Regions from separate parts of the Mus musculus genome. Here region 2 is linked to region 1. Evidence: chromatin loops called from intact Hi-C (ENCODE). Cell type or tissue: heart. All regions are shown on one strand.

What was found. A loop is a pair of places that touch in the nucleus more often than their neighbours do. Peaks named below come from ENCODE experiments on the same cell type or tissue, not always from the same donor. Only the 100,000 strongest peaks of a DNase experiment are listed, where the experiment ranks them.
Region 2: a loop joins it to region 1, with 8 times the contacts of the local background. A loop is called at or near these places in 1 of 42 quality-filtered maps.

What each region holds. Positions count from the first base shown.
Region 1 is chr4:139,631,586-139,639,585 of GRCm38, reverse strand. It overlaps Aldh4a1 (aldehyde dehydrogenase 4 family, member A1), which reads right to left. Exons shown (of 15, transcript NM_175438.4): 2 at 5,778-5,871; 3 at 5,597-5,689; 4 at 4,875-4,922; 5 at 4,042-4,197; 6 at 2,478-2,627; 7 at 2,326-2,400; 8 at 1,024-1,211. Among named protein-coding and RNA genes, the nearest start is that of Mir7020, 8.5 kb to the left of the region's middle. In heart, a CTCF peak has its summit at 3,009 (motif pointing right); a DNase peak (open chromatin) is centred at 1,045; H3K27me3 peaks cover 2,321 bases.
Region 2 is chr4:139,531,432-139,539,431 of GRCm38, reverse strand. It overlaps a transcript of Iffo2 not described here. Among named protein-coding and RNA genes, the nearest start is that of Iffo2, 39 kb to the left of the region's middle. In heart, no CTCF peak of the experiment used is centred here; a DNase peak (open chromatin) is centred at 3,911; H3K27ac peaks cover 2,238 bases; H3K27me3 peaks cover 867 bases.

The DNA of each region.
Region 1 (8,000 bases):
TGAAGCCGAATCCTAGGAGAGAGTACAGACAGGAGAGGAGGGCAAACAGTGGGCAGACCTGGGATACACAGACCCAGGTATGGAGAGGGTCTGAGGAAGCTACAAAGTGTTGTCCACCTCTAGCTAATGAGACGTGCAGGCCCAGGGGGACCGGAACATACACCACATAAGGTTTAAAAGATAAAACACTCCCAATTAGACATGTCCGGGCTATGGCTCTTAGGAATCCAAGAAAACAAAGCTAGCCCCTCTTAGATCCAATGGGCAACCCCAGCCTGAAACAGTACAGTGCTTAGACCAATTCCCTAGAACCTTCCGCGTCTCCCACCACCTTCCGCGTGCAGCCCACACACACCTCTGCAGATTCGGAAGACTCCTAGGAGCTGCTGGGCCAAATCTGAAAGATGGGACCCAGGGAGGCGGAGTGGACAGGTGGCGAGCAGGGACCTTGACCTCATAGCTAACTTATCTCCAGCCTTGACACAGAACTCTGTGCTTCGGGGGGGGGGGGGTGGGGGGTGTTGGGGGTTGGGGGTTGGAAGACACTTGCTGAGTCTGCGTGCTGATGCCTGGTCTGCCCCTCTGACTCCACCCTCCAGGCCCAGGGGACACGCCCTGCAAAGTATCACAGGCTTAGCCAGCAGGCCCCCTTAGTATCCTCCTCCTTCCTATAACCCTGTTCCCACCTCCTCACCTCTGCCTAGCCAACCTTCCACGGGGGTGCCTCCTCCACAATGCAGGCCCAGCATCTCCTGTTTCCAGCTCACCCGTTCATGCCCTCTGTGGTGGGAGGCTGTCCTCAGCCACGGGCTGTGTTTCCAGCCCACACAATGGTTCACCTTTTCCATCCTTTCAAAGATTCACCAAGATAGGGACCCCTCCACTCTCATTCGGCACAGTGGCTCGCCCATGCTCACACAGAGGGAGTGGGCAAGGCCAGCGTGTGACCGCTGGGTTCACAGCCGCAAACATCAGCTCATATCCCTACACCCCATGTCCCGTCCCACCCCCTCAGGGACTTACGGGACACTGCCTGTAAAATTGATGCCACAAAGGTGCTCTGAGCTGGTGACTGTGTCCCCGAAGGTTGGCCCGTCGGCTGGCACAAACTGGATTATGTTGGGGGGCAAGCCGGCCTCCCGGAGGATGCGGTAGACGGCGTAGCTAGCCAGCATGGCAGTGTCACTGGGCTTCCACAGAACCACGTTGCCCTGTCATAAAGGTGTCAAACATGATTCACAAGGTGGCGAAAGACCAACCATGCCAGCATGTATCCCGCTGCACAGCACGGTCACCCCTATGGGAACCTGATTCAGACCCTATCCAAGCTCACTGTGCTGTCAAGCTCACAGCACTGTTTGTGCTGTTTTCCAGAGGCCCCTGCCATGGAGACCCCAGTCTTCACCTCTCACTCTGGCCTGGGCCCCCTTTCCCTGCAAGCCTGGGCCGAGTCTTGCCTTCATTCCAGGTTACGACTGTTCCCAGTGTTCTGGGACATCCCAGGGTGTGGCTGGACAAGTACGCACACACTACATGCACGTGCGCTGAGTCAGAGCACGTGCAGCCTCATAGGCACCAGGAGGGCCCGATCCACAATGCACGAGGCTGTCCCTGTGCATGCACAGAGAGCACAAACGCCATGCCTAAGGTCCAGGCTGCTGGACCAACACCAGCTCTCTTCCTGGCAGGCTTTTGGATCCCCCACATCAGCCTGGGAGCTCCCTCAGGTACAGGTGCCTTCTCTCAACAATGACAGAAGACCTGTGGCTTTCAGTTCAGAGCTCCAGACTCCAAATTCCTATCTATCCCTCCACAAGTTCCTAATGGGCATCTCAGGTATCACCTGGCAAAGAGGCACAGGGGCAGCCACCCCTCTCATAGCTTTTCAAGTTAACTGACATCGTTAGCACACAGTGTCAATGGCTGCCACACATATGAGTCCTCTAGGTCACCAGCAACAGCAGCAGCAGCTGTCAGATCCATGGCTCAGTCTTGGCTGGATCTGCCTGGCATCTAGCATATCTCAATCTTTGTGAGTTGATGGTGTGAGCCCTGATACACACACACACACACACACACACACACACACACACACGCACACACATGCTATTGCTCCTGCTGAATGGAGGAGGAAACTGTGCCTCTCAGCTTGGGTTCTGCCCTGGTCTCCCACAAATGGACAAGGCTGTAAGATAAACCAAGAGCTGGAACCCAAAAACGTATCCACAGCCCCAGCTGCTACTCTCTGTACTTCTCCCATAACTATGGGCAGACTGGGTTTGAGATCCGGGGTGTGACTAACTGGCCCCTGGCCCCGGTCCTCACCATTAAGGCCGGAGCGCCTGCCAGGTTGCCTCCAATCGCGGTGAAGTTGAAGGGAGAGATGGCCGCCACGAAGCCCTGAGGGAGAGGGAGCTTGTGAGATGAAGCTCAATGCTCCTAGGAGGCCCTGTGGCTCACTGCCTGCCCTGCAGTACCTCCAGTCCCCGGTACACCGTGTGGTTGGTGCTGGGTGGCACACTGATGGGCTGTTCCCCCTCCAGTTCCACGGCGAACTTTGCGTTGAACCTGAAGAAGTCGATGAGTTCGGCTGCAGCATCGATCTCTGCTTGGATCACGGTCTTGCCCTGTTAGGATGGCGGCCCAGCTTCAATGACACCAGACAGGCCAGAGCCAGCTCAGAGAAGGGAACAAAACCTCCAATGGGCTGACCATGCCTTGCCCCAGGACTGAGGAGGGAAAGGACCTGATTCTCAGACCTCTGACCATCTTGCAGAGGTACGCGGTTCATAATTCTTTGGCATATTGTTAGAGTGTGTAGCGTAGGAGACTAAGACCTTCAGGGTGCTTCCTAAAATCCCTTGAATCTAAGACCTTCAGGGTGCTTCCTAAAATCCCTTGAATCTCAAGCCAAACAAAAAGGCTGTGACAACCACACATGACGATGTCTCATCACAATCGCAACTCTGAAGGGAAGGCGAGGAGCTGTCATCCCACCTCCACGCAGCAGAGGGCGCTCTTGTCACAGAGCTGGGTGAGTAGGTGGGCAGCCTGGGGTTTTGGTGGCTGTTAATTCTTAAGGAATTCAGGTGAGCATTTCCTGGAGCAGACTAAACCTCTCTCCATGACTCCGTCCTCAGTGCAGTGTGCTGCTCACTCTACAAAACCATTTCTCAAAATCCCATTTTTCATTTGACAACTTAAAGATGAATATCAAGCAAGACACCTCTCACATGGGCAGTAAATATACAATTAACAGCCCACTGCGGCCTGAGCTTTAACTATAACTGACACCACACACACAGCTCCAGACTGGGGCAGAATGGCCCTTCTGAGCCTGGAATTCCAGGAAGCCCCTTAGAGGACAAAATAGAGCCAGGCCAGATGGTCAGAGTCCCCTCTAGGCAGGGGACACTGGGCAGAGCCAGAGGGAGTCTGAGCTTCCCCACAGACTCCTGCTAAGCCCAAACTCACTCCATCAAAGGCAAAACAGCCTCGCAGGAAACTTAAGAGTACTGAAAAACAAGACAGAAGAAGGGTAGAGGGGCCCAATGGGGTGAGGACCCGGCAGAGACCCTGGCAGTCCCTGGGTCAGGAGCAACTCTGTGGTTGTTTAAGAGCGCCCACTGAGGGCTGCAGGGGGGCCTGGCTGAGCTGAAGGCAGAGAGGCTGGCACAAGTTCCGACCTGCAGTGTGTGAGCCCCATGTGTCCCAGGCTGGCTGTGCAGGCTGCCTGACACCTCTGTGGATGGCAGTGCCATGCAGTGATGTCAGAAGGCTGGCCACTAGGAGGGCCTGAAATGACAAAGGTGTGGCCTGGAGTAGGATGGCAGGACTGAAGGGGAGGTGATAGGCCATGGTGGGACACATGGGCTCACCATTGTCGGCCGCATCTGGTAACCTATGTTACAGCCTTGTTTCTGGGGAGCATCTCCAAGTCCCCGACAGCTCCTGGCACACAGAAGCTGTTCAGCTAATGTCTGGTGTCAGGAATGGAGTCTGACAGCCTGACAGAGCCTGACGGGGCCTGTCCATCCTCACCTGTCCCACCATGGTCTTGGCAAGGACTTCCGCCCTTCGGGGCCCACTCAGCATATCTGCCGCCTTCAGGAAGACCTGGGCCCGGTCTGCCATGGGCTTCAGGTCCCACTCTTTCCTGGCAGCCAAGGCAGCATCGATGGCTCTGTTGAGCAAGGCCTGGAGAGAGAGATAAAGGGCTGTCTTCTGCCTTACACAGCGGGGCACACAGGGGGGACCAGAAGGACACTAGCTACCAGCAGAAGGCCCCCCAAGTCCTGTCCACACTGCTACAGACAGCCCATCCTGCTGTTATTGTGAGGTCTGAGGCTCCTGCCTCACTCACTCCCATGGTCTAAGGAGGTGCCACACCCTCGGGATCTCTGACACTCCAGCCTTGGGGTCAGAACCACGGCTTGGCACACATACTAGCTACAGGTGACCCAGACCCCACCAGCCCTCATTACCATGTAGCACCAGCCACTCCCATGGGCTGGCTGGCTCTCTCTATCTATCTATCTATCTGTCTCTATCTCTATCTCTATCTCTATCTCTATCTCTATCCCTCTATCTCTATCTCTCGGCCTGGCTTTCCATCTACGTATCTAACTGCTCAGACTGTCTTACAGAATCTACGCCATCCCTGAAAGACCCCCTCCCCAGGTCAGCTCCAAGTGGTGGGCACTTTAGTGGGAATATTTGGTGCTATTACTGCCCTGATCAACACAGCTAGGTTTTGGCTCCAGTTAACCTGTACATGTCTGGTTCTGTTGCAGACTCAGCCCAAAGATTCCAGGGCCAGGGAAAAGGCGGTGCGGTCCACTCCCACCATGGTCATCGGGGACTCAGGAACTCACCTTATCAGCATAGCAGAACTTGGCCACCTTGTGTGCATGGTTAAAGGGCTGAAAGAAGAGGGGAGTAGGTGTCACCGTTTATAAGTAAAGTCAACACCACAGAGTTCTGCTCCATTTGTGAGTTATCAGCTTCTGTGGTCACTCGGACTTGTCTGAATCCCACCCAGCTCAACTGCCAGGCCATGGCAACTCCCCCCAGAAGCTGTGCACCCAGCCTCATTTAAAAGCTCTTCCAACAGGCCAGGGAGGCAGCTCAGTGGGTAAAGGCGCTTGCCGCTCAAGCTTTGCGATGCGACTCCAATATCCCAGAACGCAGAGGTGGACGGAGAGAACTGACCCCACAAAGTTGTCCTCTGACCTCCACTCTGTCCTCTCCTCTCCAGGGGAGAGCCCTTCCCTCCCCCCGCCTCTGACTGTGAGACCTGCGAGCTCCCTGGTCTGCTGAAGGCCACGCTGGTTTCTAGAGGGATTGAACTCCAGTTAGGAACTGATCTATGGGAAGACGCCACCGGCGACACCCACACCCTTCCCAAGCTCCTTGCTTTGGACATGCCTCAGGAATGGACCGTGAGTGGCACCCTCTGATTCTAGAAGTTTTAGGCATCCACAGAATTCAAAATCTGGGAGAGGAACAATGACCCTTACAGGCAGTCCCGTGAGCTTCCAGGGGGAGGTCTGAGTGCAAGGTGAGGCTGAGCCCTGCCTGTCCTTGTCCGACCTACCGACAACTGGTACTGTATATCGGAGGTCCACACCTCCTCGTCCCCGACAACGCAGGGGATGGCTTCCATCTGGCCCTTCAGGTCCTTCAGAGCCTGGGGAACAGAATGGGACAGAAACGTGGATGGGAATCTCCTGCCTCTCTTTGTCCCATGCCCCTCAGGACACCCCTCTCCCTGTTACCTTCTGCAGTGCATCCCGCTCGGGGCTTCCCTGAGAGAATGCTAAGATGGGCTCATTGGTCACCTTCAGAGAGGAGGTGTGCTTCCATCGTAGCCTGGGAACGGAACAAGCATGGGGGGAAAGCAGACTGGTTAGCAGCCACTAAGTCAGTTCCTGTGTCTCCATGGTGGCCCCGGGCTGGCTCAAAGCAAGACCGGGGCTTGGGGAGACAACTGGCTTTGGGTCTAAGACTTAGAAATCATAACCCTACCCCTGTGTGTCTTGGGGTGCATGACTCGCCCGCTCTAAGTCTGTTTCTACAGCTACTGAATGAGAAGACGCCACCAACCCCCTGAAGTCATTTTGTATATGTTAGAGACCCATTGTCTCTCTCTCTTTTTTTTTCCCCTGAAATTCACTTCACAGAGTCAGGCTTTCTCTACACTGAACAGGTAGCCTGTGAGGGCTGAGTCTCTCAGTGTGAGCCAGAGAGATGCCCTCAGCAGAGACCTGGCATTCAAGTGGGCAAGGGCATCAAATATGGACCACAAACTTGGGAGGACTGGCCTGGGTCCTGGGTGTAGCAACAGGCAGGGCTGGTTCAGAGAACCAACGTCCCATTCCTGTTACCTAATTGGTGAATGATCACCATCTCCTTCCTTGTCTAGGAGCACGAAGAGGGGAAGATAGAAGGAATGTCACCAGCAGCTGGGGTCCCACCATTCCAGAGCTAAAGGCTCAGCTCTTCCACTTCCCAGATGTGGGATGTCCCCACAGGTCCCAGATTCTTTGTAAATGAGGACAGCTCAGAGGACATCTTAATGTTGGCAACACTAACAGAGCACAGACCCCAGGGCAGGCCTCATCAACTGTCCAGATACAAGTTCCCTATGGAATAAGTCAGTTGATCATTTTATCATGACAATGACTAGCTCAAGGCTGAAATGAAAAGAAACCTGGATTTGAGTCTAGACCAGCAGTTCTCAATGTGTGGGTCATGACCGCTTTGAGGGTCACATATCAGATAGGCTGCATATCAGATATTTTACAATTTATAACAGTAGCAAAATTACAGTTATAAAGTAGCAATGAAATTATGTCTGGGGAGCCACCACACCATGAGGAACCATATTAAAGGGTCACATCATTAGGAAGGTTGAGATTAGCTGATGTAGACAAAGCCAGGTACCATGTGTGAGATGCTGGGGTATGTTACCACATGCCTGGGGTTCGGGCTGGGTGATCTGAGGGGACAGTTCAGAAAACCAGGAGTGCTCTCTCTGGGCCGGGTTTTGTGATGCTACAGTTGGGCAGAGAAGCAACCCCTCTCCGAGTGCTGCTTTGTGGGAACATAGTGGCCTGGACTACACTCAGACAAGATGAAGCGATCGATCTCTCAGAGAAAAGCTCTAGGCTGGTCCTCCTCCAGCGGAGCCACGCCCATCAGGAGTGAGCGGCCAGGCTGAGGGAGCACGGCCACAGCCACGTGTTTCTCCTTTTCCACGAGAAGGAGTGCAAGGGCCATGAAGGTTGAGTCAGGGAGGTCTGGAGGGGGCACATGCCAGAAGGAGGCCAGAACAGAGAGGTGGGGGAAAGGCCAAGATGGCTGAGGGGGAGGAAGAGGGACATTTGCTGACCAGATCTTCAAGAAGAGAGAAACTAAGAATCTACCTGGAGGTGGTGAGGGAAGGTGTCCACGCTCCCTCCACGGCCACACCCAGAGGCCACGTCACATTCCTTGGCCTCACCCTTGTCTGGCCAATGACCCAGACCTACCTCCCTTAAGCTCCAGAACAGAATAGTGAAACCCATTAGGTTACTATGGAGACCGGGCAGCTCTTAGCTGGCAAAGCTAGAGAAATCTGCCATGTCCCCCCTTCCTCCTGAAGTCCTGGCAACAGGGAGAGAGGTGTTTGGAGTTTCTAGGGGCTGACAGTGGGAAGGTAAAAATCTCGCATGTGGACCCATGTCCAACAGGCCTCCAGGCCTCCCCCAACCACCCACTGCATTGGACAATGTCATTCCTGGAAGCAGATGAATCAAAGCCAACCGTCCCAGCCAGTCAAGATCCCTCTCCAACAGCAGGGCTCATCTACTCCTCTGGGAGGCCTGCCTGGAGCCTGCTTCCTCAGCCCAAGAACACTACAGGGTACCCTCAAAAGTCACCTCCAACTGTGCGTGAACAAGCCAGGCATTCCTTGCCCACTGGGTCCAGATAGATGTACCAAGGCTCAGGAGTTCCCA
Region 2 (8,000 bases), 100 kb after region 1:
ACCTGCAAAGATGGTCACCTCAAGAGAACACAGGACATTCAAAGGCAGTGTGGTAATACAAGCCCCCAGCAATTTCAAAGACCAAAATCAGGGCCTGATTCTGGAGCGAAATGAGGAGACCCGCCTGTTCCAGTGGATTAAGGAGTGGAAAGCATGAACATGTACACTCCGTCCCTGAGTCCCGAGGCTGCTGACAGGTGGCCAGGGTGGCTCCTACAGTGACCTGGAGTCCTCACAGCTTTTGAGACAGCCATGTGTCACAAGGGACTCCAGGCCAGTGCAGTGTGTCACCTGCCTGGGGAGGAGCAGATAGTAATGGCTTGGGTAAGAAGTAGGCTTGTATGTCACCCATCCCCTGGGTGTCTCCCACTCCTGGCTCTCCTCGATGTGACCCAGAGTGACTCCCTGAGCCAAAGCGTGTTCTCAGCCCACCTTCATCTCCTGCTGGAAAGATTACTCTGAGATGAGGGCTCCATCCAGTAGCCTTCCATGTCACCTCTGGCTTCTCCCTGAGTTTCCAAAAAGGTCAGGAAATCTCTCAGGGTCAGAGAGATGGCTTAAACAGGGGTAAAGGTACGTGCCATCAAGTCTGATGACCTGAGTTCAATCCCTAGGAACAAACGATGGGATGGGAGATGAGAACCAACTCCCACAAGTTGCCCTCTGACCACCACAAGCGTGCCTTGGTCTACGCACACCCACGTGCACATATAGAAATAAACACATAAAGTGACTGTAAAAACAGAAATGACGCTCTCTGAGTGCACAGCCAAGCCACCAAAAGGTGGGGCAGTACAGCAACCTAGGGACACATAAGAGTCAGCAGTGACAAAGGAAAGATAGCAAGGTCTTAGACACCTCCTCTGTCCCTGGCTCTCAGCTTTCTTTCTGTTTCGTGTATCTTATCACGTACACGGAGAATCCACGTGGTGGTGGGACTCACAGCTCAGCTATGAGCCCACCCCTCTGTGGTGACAACTTTCTTGTTGATTCAAGCATGTCCTAGAATCCAGTGGACATTGCCACCTCTTTATCAGCCCTGGCATGTCCAGCATGGTTCACGCTCTGCTCCTCCCCCAGTTTGGTCTACCATCGCCCTCCCCCTTTTCCCCCCTTTTTTATTAGATATTTTCTTTATTTACATTTCAAATTTTATCCCTTTTCCTCATTTCCCCTCTGAAAACCTCTCATCCCATCCCCCCTCCCCCTGCTCACCAACCCACCCACTCCCACTTCCCTATCCTGGCATTCCCCTACACTGGGGAATCAAGCATTTACAAGGCCAAGGGCTTCTCTTCTCATTGATGTCCCACAAGGCCATCCTCTGCAACATATGCGACTGAAGCCTTGAGTCCCTCCTTGTATACTCTTTAGTTGGTGGTTTAGTCCCTGGGAGCTCTGGGGGTACTGGTTGGTCATATTGTTGTTCCTCCTATGGGACTGCAAACCCCTTCAGCTCCTTGGGTCCTGCCTTTAAAAAGCCACATCAAGCCTCTGTACGAGAGCAGTTAAAAGCTCCTGCTTGTCCATCCTTATCCCGCCTCCCAGCTTATGGGGCTCAGACCAAGTGGAGCCTCTGCCAGGAAGCCTCCCCAGATATACCAGCCCGTATCTGCATGCCTACACCAGCATAGTGACCACTGGCTTAGCCTTTTGTCGCCAACTCAAGGCTGGGGTCGCTCTTCAGGTCCCTGTCATTCCCCAGCACAGCACCTGCCACTCTGCGTGACTGGCTGTCCTAGTTAGCTTTCTGTTGCTGGGAGCAACACATTGACCGAAGCCGACTTGGAGAGGAAAGGGTTAATCTTAGCTTACAGGGTCCAGTCCATCCATCATTGGGGAGGCCAGGGTAGGAGCTCGGGGCAAGAGCTTGAAGCAGGGACTGTGGAGGGGTGCTGCTTACTTGTTTGCTCCCCACTGTCTTGCCTGCTCACCCTACTTTCTTATATAAGCTGGGTCCGCCTGCCCAGAGATGACATTCATTGCCCACAGAGGGCTGGGCACTCTCACATCAACCAAAATGGCCCCATGCCACAGACATGCCACAGGCCAATATAAGGAAGCAATTCCTCAGTTGAAGTTCCTCTTCCCATTGTGACTCCTGTTTGTGTCAAACTGTCACAAACTGGCACTAACTAACAAAACCAACCAGTACCCCAGCTCTCGGTGAACAGTGGCATAGCAAATAACAAGGAACATAAATATATATCACTTTGTATCTGTCGTGCTCTGCTGCAAGCACCTGACAACGAATGGCCCACCAGGCACGTACTTGCTGAGAACACACAGCAAAAAAAAAAAAAAAAAAAAAAAAGGGGGGGGGGCAGAGCCAAGATTTAAACCCAAGCAAAGCAGCTTCGGGGTTTACAGTCCCAGGCAGGCACCACGCCTGGCTGTGGAAGAATGAACATCGGAAGCAGAAACCAAGACACAAGTGAATGAACAGACAGGCAAGAATCTGATGAATGAATGCCCGGCCTGCCATCCTGATACCGAGACCAGTCTGCCGTCTTCACAGACACCTGGCAGCGGCTCTGACAAACACGCCCCAGTTACTTTCCATCTGGTGCCTCTTGGCAAGTTTTAGCTGGTGCAGAGAGAGTTGCCCTTCACCGGATTCTTTTACAGGCACCAACCAAACCCTCTCCTCTCCCACATTCCTCCATATATTCCCCTGAACACTGAGTACCAGGACTGTGGGGTCACTGAGTTTCAGAGCTGGAAGGAATAGATGTCCAGTCCACTTGTCTATGTTCCATACATGGGAAACCTGAGACTCAGAGGGGGCAAGCAACTCACCCAAGGCCACACAGCAAATTACTGCCAGGGTTAGGGTGGGCTCAGACTCCTGCCATCCATGTTCCTTTTCCTTCATAAGCACAGCAGCACAGCAGGGACCTTATCCAGGTCTGTGAAACAGAACATACATGACAGATCCACCATGTGATGTCACTCGGCTATTACTGTCACTTTAGGGAGGCTGGAAAGAACTCTTGAGGTGGTCTCAATCCCCCTCTCACATTTCCGAGACTCCCCCTTATAGACCTTCTCCCCCACAGGAGAGTCTCTGGCAGGCTGGGGCCACAGTGAACCCTGCATGCCTGCAGATGGCTGTAGGGCTATGGGGGCACACATTCCTGTCCCTTGAAAACCATCAGAGTCCCCTCTAAGCTCTGAACTGGGTGGGTCATGAGTCGGCTTCCAGATGCTGCTATGAGGAACACCAAGGAGGCAAGGCAGGTTGTTCAGGGCCCACTGTCAGAATTCACAGAAAGCCCGGGCTGTGGGTCGCCAGTCCACAGGGGTTGACATTCTCGAATTAGTGACTCACAGGTAGGGGCGCTGGAAAGAAGAGACAGGACGGACAGACACAGACGGCAGGCACAGACTGGAAGGTCCAGCCAGGGCCAGGCAGAGCCTCCCACTAAGCAGCCTTGTAACCCCCTTCACAACTTTTACAGGCGGCCAAGCAGTACAGAACAGGGAGGCACTCACTCACTCACTCACGTCTGTGTTTCCACAGAGGACATAGCCAGCTGCGGTTAGGCTCCCTCAGCCCTTCAAAGGCAAATGACACAGAGGGGGAGGGACAGGAGAAAAAGAGTGCTGGCTAGGGGCTGGTGGTGACTGAGGCTTGGGGTGGGGGGCTGGGGACCTGGGTGACAGTCATGGGCACTAGGATCTTGCAGGGGCCAGGTGTCCCCTGTAGCAGCCGGCAGCCAGGTCCACTGGTGTTTGACTGGGCGCTGTTAACACAGCCCTGGTACTGTATTGGGCCTAGTGACACTGGGGAGGCAGGCTCTGTTGCAGGACAGAGCATATTCCAGGCGGGGCAGGGAGGGGTGGACATGCAACAGGCTAAGCCCAGCATCCGGCCATGGCTCGCCCCACTTATCCTGTCCCAGGACTGAGCATGACACAAGGCTTGCCAGAGGGGGGGACAGTGAAGTCCTTATTCCTTATAAAGTGAGAACTGCGTGCTGAACCCGTCCCAGCTTGGTGGCTCGGCTCATTCATAGCAAAGGCATCTCTTTCAGCCCTTTTCAGCAAAGCCTTTCTCCACAGTAGAGGTGACATCATCTTTTGGTAAACACCGCCTTGAGGTCAATTTCCTTTGAACTTTCTGCTTCTGTTTAATCTGCCGAGCTTTGGGGAGCCGGGGTGGTGGTGGTGGCTGGCAACCCAGAGAAGGGCAAAGGTCCCCGGCTGAATCACAAGCCCAGCCAAGTTCAACTCCTGTCTGACGCTGCCACTCTCTGGCTGCTGAGGCTTGACCCATGCAGGCTGTGTCTTGAGAGTTTGTCTTGTGAAGTCACCGTTGTGGAAAGGAACCTGGAGAATGCAAAACCCTGCACCCTCCAATCCCAAGGACTTAGCAAAAGGCTCCTATGTGTCAGGTACCACACTGGTATAATGCGCATGCTCAGATTTACACATCTGCCATGTATGCACACATACACGGTGGCGCATGAACATATGTGCACATAAAACACACATACACACGCAGAGAGAGAGAGAGAGAGAGAGAGAGAGAGAGAGAGAGAGAGAGAGAGAGAGAGAGAGAGAGAGAGAGAGAGAGAATGCTGCAATCTGGTGGACAGGGCACTTTTGCACTCTCAAGTCAAATGTGTCCATAAACTAAGAATAAAGCCATTGGGATTGGTGCTAAGCTGAGGTCTGAGCTCAGCAGTAGAGGCCTGGGCTGGGTCTCAGAGCTCAGCACTTGCCTAGCATGTGTAAGTGCGAGAGTTCGGGTCCCAGCACTGAAAAGGCAAGTCTGCAATGGAGATTTCCGCTAGTGGGAAGCAGGCAGAGCAGATAGGATGTTCCAACGGAGGAAGAGCTGATGGGACAGGAAGTGGGAAGGTGGCCGATGAGAGCTATGCCCCAGAGCCCCAGGCTTCTCCCTGGTCAGTGAGAAAAATCCCTCTGCTCAACACAGTCACGGCAGAGCTGTAGGCAGCAGGACACAGAGCCAGGAGCTGACCAGTATGAACGGGTGGCTTCGAGGGCAAACATCATGAAATGGTACCACTTTAACTAATTTGGAGCTGTGACACTGTCATCCCTGGTTATGGTGTGGACAAAAGGCCACAAACACATCTGAAGTCAGTCTATCTGACAGTTGTTTGCTGAGATCTGATGAGCTCTAGCACTGGTTAGTTTCTGTGACTTAAAATACTTCAGTACAAGCCAGGCATGGTGGCGCACACCTTTAATCCCAGCACTTGGGAGGCAGAGGCAGGCGGATTTCTGGGTTCGAGGCCAGCCTGGTCTATAGAGTGAGTTCTGGGACAGCCAGGGCTATACAGAGAAACCCTGTCTCAGAAAAAAAAACCCAAACAAACAAACAAACAAACAAAAAAACTTCAGTACAAGTCATTGGCCAGCCTTCCCACAGCAGGCCAACTTTCGTCTGGCTCACTCCCGCAAGGCATGGCACCCATGAAGTTGCCGGAGAATAAGGAATCCACAGCTGTGACAATCCACATCCTTTAACTTCTGGGGCAGAAGAAAATGCAGGTCCTCAAACCAGGTACCTTTTCTCTCACAAAAAAAATATGTCTAGTGGGCAGGCCTTGGCCAACAGTGACCTGTCACCTGACCTTGTATCAAGCATCAAGAATGGTGGCCAATTGCTCCTAGAAATATGAATATCAGGACTGACAGCTCTGGGAATATATAAAGCAAAGAGAAGAGGAGGAGAGTGGGAAGGAGGAAGAAAAGGAGGAGGAGGGGTGAGCAGGGAAGGGGATGAGTAGGGAGGAAGAGTGAATGGGGAGGACGATGAGAGGGAAAGAGTGCAAGTAGAGAGAAGGGTAAGTGGGGAGGAGGGGGAATAGGGAGGAGAGGTGAATGTGGAGGAGGGTGAGTGGAGAGGAGGGTGAAGAAGGAGGAAGATGAGTGGGGAGGAGGATGAGTGGAGAGGAGGGTGAGTGTGGAGGAGGGTGAGTGAGGAGGAGGGTGAGTGGAGAGGAGGGTGAGTAAGGAGGAAGGTAAGTGGGGAGGAGGATGAGTGGAGAGGAGGGTGAGTGTGGAGGAGGGTGAGTGAGGAGGAGGGCGAATGGGGAGGAGGGTAAGTGGGGAGGAGGGTGAGTAGAGAAGAGGGTGAGTATGGAGGAGGGTGAGGAAGAGGACAAGTAGTGCTACATCTCCTGCAGAAGCTTCCAATGTGATGCTGTCTTTCATGAATGCCAAGTTTGAGCCATTTCTACCCTTTTGTTTTCTTTAAGACATAACGGGTTTAGTGGAAGGATGATTTAGATAACTCAAGTGTCTCTCTACAAAAAGCTGAATTAGGGGGATGAAGCTAGAAACGGTTCCCTGTCCTCTATTTAGTTTCTTGAAACTAGAGTTAAGCATCTCACACCATCCCCTGGGCTCACAGAAGGAAAGAGACAGGGAGGGACGGGAGGGAAAGCAAGGTGAGCGTCCCTAAGCATCTCTGGCTCCTGTCTTGTGCCCCGTAGTGCTCAGCCCAGGTTACCAGAGGCATCCAGGATTTCAGATGCTGATGATGTAAGACAGCGTGGGATCTGCATACAACGGTGCCAATGACAGTACAGGAAAGGTTCTAGGCTGGACTCACAGTCCAGTCGGCTCCAGAACTGACCAGGGCCGGGCAGCAGGACTCCAGAAGCGAGAGAGCTCACTCCTCCTGGCACTGGAGATCCCTATCTAGATTAGCTCCCTCTCTGCTCACAGCCTTAGTGTTCTGGGCTGTGAAATGGGACAATATAAGCACCGAGCAAGATGAGACCTACAAAGACCCCCCCACCCAAGGCAGTTCTCAAGGGTGCAGAGGTTCACTGGATCCCCCAGCATCTGGGAAAACTCCTCAGGTACCATCAACAGTCTTAGGAGACAGGTGCAAACAGGTCTCTGGGGAACAGTGGTGGCCCGCAGCGGGAATTCTAAATGCAGGTAAGCCCAGGCTGTCTAGGTGCTGGGTGGTGCAGGCAACCCCTCCCTTAGAAAGAGAGTCACTTTAAACAAGGGCCAACCACACACTTAGCCACTTCATGCTCCATTACCACCTACCTCAGTTGACTAGAGCGATGCAGCCAAGCCTTGGGTTAAATAAAGGTTACCAGGAAATCCAGGGCTCACACTCCATTAGAAACCCAGCGGGCAGCAGAACCATTAGAGACCTGTTAAAGGAAGCCAGAACCAGGCTGTCACTGATCCAAGACATTCCACTGAGAATGCCTTCAGACCAAAGACGCGGAGATGGACAGCCCCAGGGAGCACCTGGGCAGCCATATTTACTGCTGCGTAACAAGATGCAATGGGAACGAACGGACGTCGGAGCTGGTTGAGAGTGGAGTGGGGTGTGTGCCCGGGATCACAGCACTCAGGAGGCTGAGGCAGGAGGATTGTGAGTCCAGAGCCTGGCTATATAGCAAGGCCCAGTCAGAAAGGGAAGGAATGGAGGTGGGAGGATGGGGAGGGGAGGGGAAGCAAAAGGGAAGAAAGGGAAATGGGTGGGGGGGAGAGGACTGAGATTCTGCTAGGACTGCGGCTTCTAATGCCCCGTTTGAATATGGCAGGCTGGCCTGGGCTCTGCCTACCTCTCTGGCGTTCCCTATGCGAAGTTTAATAAAGCTGGTTGTTGGGGTGACATGGAGCCCAGGTTTCTTGAAGGGAACCTTGAAGTTGCAGCTCCCCTGAGGCCACCGTGACAAGCTGGAGATCCGACGGTGTCACATTTGTTGACCTATGGCCACGAGGGAGAAGATACCTCAGAGCAAAGACAGGCAAAGGGAGGTGTTCAAGAATGTGGGAGGGAATTCAGTCATGCTGGTGTCAAGCAGAGCCCCGGGTAAAGGGCTCGTTACAATCTACATCTCAGTGTGCATCCAAAGTCCGGTTTCCTTCAAAAACCACGGTTAAGATGGTGTCCAAAGAGCCCTTCCTGAACCACTGCCCTAGGGCTCGAAATCAGTGGCAGCAGGGACCCTCAGGGCCTCCCTCATCTTCAGAGACTCCTGGACACAAGC